Linked DNA regions of Homo sapiens: region 2 is linked to region 1. The links are chromatin loops, found by intact Hi-C in ENCODE. Cell type or tissue: endothelial cell of umbilical vein. All regions are shown on one strand.

The links. Peaks named below come from ENCODE experiments on the same cell type or tissue, not always from the same donor. Only the 100,000 strongest peaks of a DNase experiment are listed, where the experiment ranks them.
Region 2: it touches region 1 in a loop (15-fold over the local background); 3 of 110 quality-filtered maps call a loop at or near these places.

Annotation. Positions count from the first base shown.
Region 1 is chr21:15,735,050-15,737,549 of GRCh38, forward strand. All of the region lies in intron 1 of USP25 (ubiquitin specific peptidase 25), which reads left to right. Among named protein-coding and RNA genes, the nearest start is that of USP25, 6.3 kb to the left of the region's middle. In endothelial cell of umbilical vein, no CTCF peak of the experiment used is centred here; DNase peaks (open chromatin) are centred at 572, 1,052 and 1,302; H3K4me3 peaks cover 358 bases; H3K27ac peaks cover 1,100 bases.
Region 2 is chr21:16,423,347-16,425,846 of GRCh38, forward strand. The region is part of intron 5 of MIR99AHG (mir-99a-let-7c cluster host gene); the gene reads left to right. Among named protein-coding and RNA genes, the nearest start is that of MIR99A, 110 kb to the right of the region's middle. In endothelial cell of umbilical vein, no CTCF peak of the experiment used is centred here; DNase peaks (open chromatin) are centred at 1,115 and 2,275; H3K4me3 peaks cover 1,389 bases; H3K27ac peaks cover 2,500 bases.

The sequences.
Region 1 (2,500 bases):
GGGTTGGATAAACTCAAAAGTCATGTGATACACAAGCCCCTGCTCTTAACCACAATGTTGTATCGTTTTGGCTGTCCTTGAATTCCTGATAAAACCCCATTTGGTCATGTTGCTTTACTATTTTAAATATGTTTCTATATTTAATATAATAAATTTAAACCTAGAATTTGGTATACAATTGGCCTTCTGTATCCACAGGTTCTGAATCCATAGATTCAACCAGCTGTGGATTGAAAATATTCTGGAAAAAAAAAGCATTGTTGCATCTGTACTGAACATGTACAGTCTCATTTTGGTCATTATTCCCTAACAATACAGTATAACAACTATTTATGTAGCATTTACATTGTGTTAGGTATTATAAGTAATCTAGAAATGATTTAAAGTATGCTGGAGGATGTGTGGATGTGTAAGTTACATGCAAGTATTATACCATTTTATATAAGGGACTTTGACATTCGCAGATTTTGGCCTCTGGGGGTCCTGGAACCAGTTCTCCTTGGATTCTTTAATGAGATTGCTTACAAGGTTTGGTGTGCCCATGAGGGCTATTAAGATAAGGTTAGCTCATAAAATGATTAGAAGGCTTTCTGTGTTTTCCTGTGCTTTTGGAATTGTTTAGTGTAGGATTATGTTGAGTCATTCAAAATTGGTGGTGTATGATCTTTTTTGATTTGAAAAATTAGATAGCGTTCAACTGAGGTACTTGTTACTTTGAAGATTTGGTGAACATGACTGTATCAGGGCTGAGCTGCTCATTTAGAGCAAATTTTAGGTAAAGTTTCCAAATTTTGCTTATTGTCTTTTAAATTTTCTATCTTTTCTAGGGTCAAATTTTAAATTTTTTTAGTTCTAGAAAATTCTAAATTTCATTTAGGTTTCTGTATTTATTGGTCTAAAGTTTTGTCCTAAATCTGTGTGTGTGTGTGTGTATGTGTGTGTGTGTGTGTGTGTATGTATGTACATATATATATATGTATGTAGACATGCCATTTTTTTTATCCCTGCTTGTTTTGTCGTCAGTAGTGTTTGCCAGATGCTGATCTTATTTCCTGCTTTTTTTTTTGAGACGGGGTTTTGCTCTCTCACCCAAGCTGGAGTGCAATGGTGCAATCTCAGCTCACTGCAACTTCTGCCTCCCAGGTTCAAGCAATTCTCCTGCCTCAGCCTTCTGAGTAGCTGGGACTACAGGTGTACACCACCACGCCCAGCTACTTTTTGTAATTTTACTAGAGAGAGGGTTTCATCGTGTTGGCCAGGCTGGTCTTAAACTCCTGACCCCGAGTGATCAGCCTGCCTTGGGCTCCCGAAGTACTGGGCAGTTTCTCTTTGTATTTCTAATGGATTCAATCCAAACTTGTGTTTTTGTCTTTTAGAATTTAACCATGCACATGTGGTGATAACTGATAAATTTAATCTTTTTATTGTCATCTGATTATCCATTTATTAGTCTTGTTTTCTCCATTCAGTTTTGATGGATAGACCAAATTTTCATTGTATCACCACCCCCACCCTTGTCTTTAACGTTTTCTTTTCAATTTTGGCTCTTTTAATTTTAAACAAATATATTTTTATAATATAAAATTTTGATAATATAAAACATTAATAGCTTTTTTCGGTAACATAAAAAATTAACTTTTTTCTCCACCCATTTGCCCCAAATTAGGTAAGACATTTTAGCATGTTTTTTCTTATGGTATTCCTAGTTTTGTTGGGATAATATAGAATTGTAATTCTAGGTGATGAATTTTCTTAGTGTTGCAGATGCATTATTAGTAGCTAGTTTTTTTTAATTAACTATTTAATTTTAACTGTGTTTTTTGGTCTGTTGTATAATGCTTTTTGATGGTTTGATGCCACTCTGCTTTTTTTTTTTTTCCAGATAAGTTAACTCTCTGTGTTACCTTGTAAGATTTTACTCTTTGTTTTTAAGAGTTCAGAAATTTCACTTGCGTGTGTTTATGTATGTATCTTTTTAATGGTCCTGCCTAGGATTTTTCGTCTGAAATCTGTGTTCTCAGGAATTTTTCTTCCACTCTTTTCCTCATCTTCATTTAAAACTACATTATTTGGATTTTATACGTCACTTATCTTTCTTCCTGGCTTCAAATGTTTCTTCTCTCCCATTTTGTCCTGTATGCTGTGGTAACTTTTTAGTTTGATTATCTAGATTATTATTTTTGTAATGCCAGTTCTGTATTTACTACCCTTATATGTGGTCAGATAGTTTACAAAGAGTTTGTTTTTAATAATATATATTTTTAGTTTGGTTCTGAAGTACACATAATTGAATTAATTTTGCCAATTTTCTCATGATCAGCTCTTCCTGCAAATATATTTTCATTTATTTGTTAAATTGCTTATTTTAAATAATAAACACACACGAACCCCCTATTTAAAACAAAAGCTGGAACTTCGATAATAACCTATATCCCTTATCCTATCCCTTTACTTTCATTTGAGTGTATCATCTTGAATCCTCTGTTCATCTTCCTGTTGA
Region 2 (2,500 bases), 690 kb after region 1:
TTAGCTGATTTTAAGTCTTGTTCAAATAAAAGAAGCATTGATTTGCACTTGTTGCAATTTTTTTACTTTATATTGGTTTAATTTTAAAATTATCACAAAGTAAATATTACTGTTTGATATCATTCTTAAACATTCATTTTACAAGCCACCTGACCTATTAGCTGTTTAAACAATGATGATTTATATCTTGCTATAAATTCTTCTCTCAAAGTCAAGACAAATAGATCAGTAAAAGAACCTCTTTTTTAATGCTCAAAATTTTTTCTTAAAAAACAAAGAATTTTTTTAGTTTTCTTTTGTTTATGTGTTCATGTGTATTTGCCAACCTGTGTTTTTGCCTACATCCTGAAATATATGTCTTTTGAACTCGAGGTTGGAAAGTCTGATAGCAGGCTCTTAAGTTTATTCTTATTCCATATTATTTTTTATAAACAAATTTATTGAGTTTCTTACTGAGAGTAAGTCGATATATGAATCAATATTAATGATCACATCAAATCTGAGGATTTGCTTCCTTTAAAGCGCTGAATATTCAGCATAAATTTGTGCTAATTTACGTGTTTATAGAGTGATTCTAAATATTTGATTAGTATTCGTTTTAAAGATTTACTAATTCTTTGAAAATCTGGAGAACTATCGTTTGCTTAAAAAACTAATATCTACTAAAGTTGTAATTGTCTCTGCTTTGCTATTATTGAAATATTACATAATCTCTTGTTTAAAAATATCATGAGACTAAGCTATCGTGCCTTTCTTTCCATTTCTCCCACTAACATCTGAGGTCAACGTCTGTAAGAGGAAATATCTGAAAATATTTCAAAAACATTTTCTTTCCTGTGATAATCAACTGCTTTATCATTTGCAGAGATTTTGAAAGGAGTAACTGTTTTATTTGAATGCTTAGATAAATGTGAGGAATATATGGGCTTTCTGTGGACTTCAGTTTTAAAACTAAAATAGAAAGTAAGATGGAGAGTAATAAAATGATATATTTTATAGCAACTAATTACAACTTGCTGTTCATACATAAACAACACGCTGGAAAGGTAGACAGTGGGCTTTGAGAGCAGCTTTCATTTACTCAGTCTGTAAGAACTCGTGAAAATGGTGTCAAAGGGATGGTGGTGATCCATTCTGTATGGTCCATGGTGCTTTAAGCTTATACAGTCATTTACCATATTTAAATCCCCGAGTCTTGCCTCAGAGCCCCAATCACCAATCTGAGATATTTTTACAAGGAGAGAGGAGTTACACACTCATTCTTGTTCACTGGAGGATCTGTGATAGCGTTTCCTTGGCAGAAGCAGGGTTCTTCTCTGTATAGTGATTTTTTTTAAATCCCTGTTTAGGTAGTTCAGCTCGTTCAGTTGGACAAATCAGCATTATAACCAAGCTGACTCAGCCTTAGCAAGGATCACTAGTTTTTCATTTTGCCCTAAACCTGGGCATTTTCCTGAAGAATATGGACAGTTGTGCATGAAAGGTCAAGTTGCTAAAAATTATAGAACATGCATGTTCTACTTATGAGTTACTAAGTTGTGTTTTGTGTTCAAAATAGTATATATAAATACATGTTTTGTGTACAGAATATTTAAACAGTGATAGAAACAGTTGTTCTGAAATTTAAGTTATGGGATTGGCTTTATTCCAATTCTACTTGAGATGTCATCCAAAATTACTTTTCGAAAGCACTGCTTTGAAAATTTCCTGTTACAGTCTTCATGAAGTATAGTGATCTGGATATGAATTTTCTGCTAGTACAGGAGTTTGGGAAAAATACAAGTATATGACTATTGCATGTTCTGTGGGATTCTAATCTGATCACATGCTCTTTCCTCTCCATTCCTTGGGCCCATTCATAAATATTCTATGGAGAGTTATTTTTTTTTTCCTGTCAACAGCCAATTTTAGTCTTTATTTTAATTTATTTCTTTTTAGAGATAGGATCCTACTATGCTGCCAGGCCTGGAGTGTAGTGGCTCTTCACAGGTGTGATCATGGCCCACTATAGTCTTGAAGTCCTGGGCTCAAGAGATTCTCCCACCTCAACCACCAATTGTAGATGTATTCAGATAGCATGACATTTGAAAAAGTTGATGGAGAGAAAATTCCTACTGAAGTGTGTTATAGATATCTCTAAAACATCTTTGGTTGTCAGGAAATGAATCAATGATATAGAAACAAACAATGATTTGTAATCTTGGCAGATAAACAGAGAAATAATCAGTTCAGAATATTTATGGAATGATAACATTTTCCTGTTGATATATTTTTGTGCCAACAAATTTAATTTGGAAACTGGTATTTGTTACTAGAAGGCAGTAATCAATTTTGGTAATCAGTAGTTTTAAATGCTTTATTCAAGACCAAGGGCTGATTTATTGAATGAATAGGTCTTAGATAAAATGTAAGCTATTGGGCCAACCCATATCTGGAATTTGTTTTTATTTTCAATACCCAAGTCATTAAGTGTAAATGTAATAGTATTTGCATATTTTCA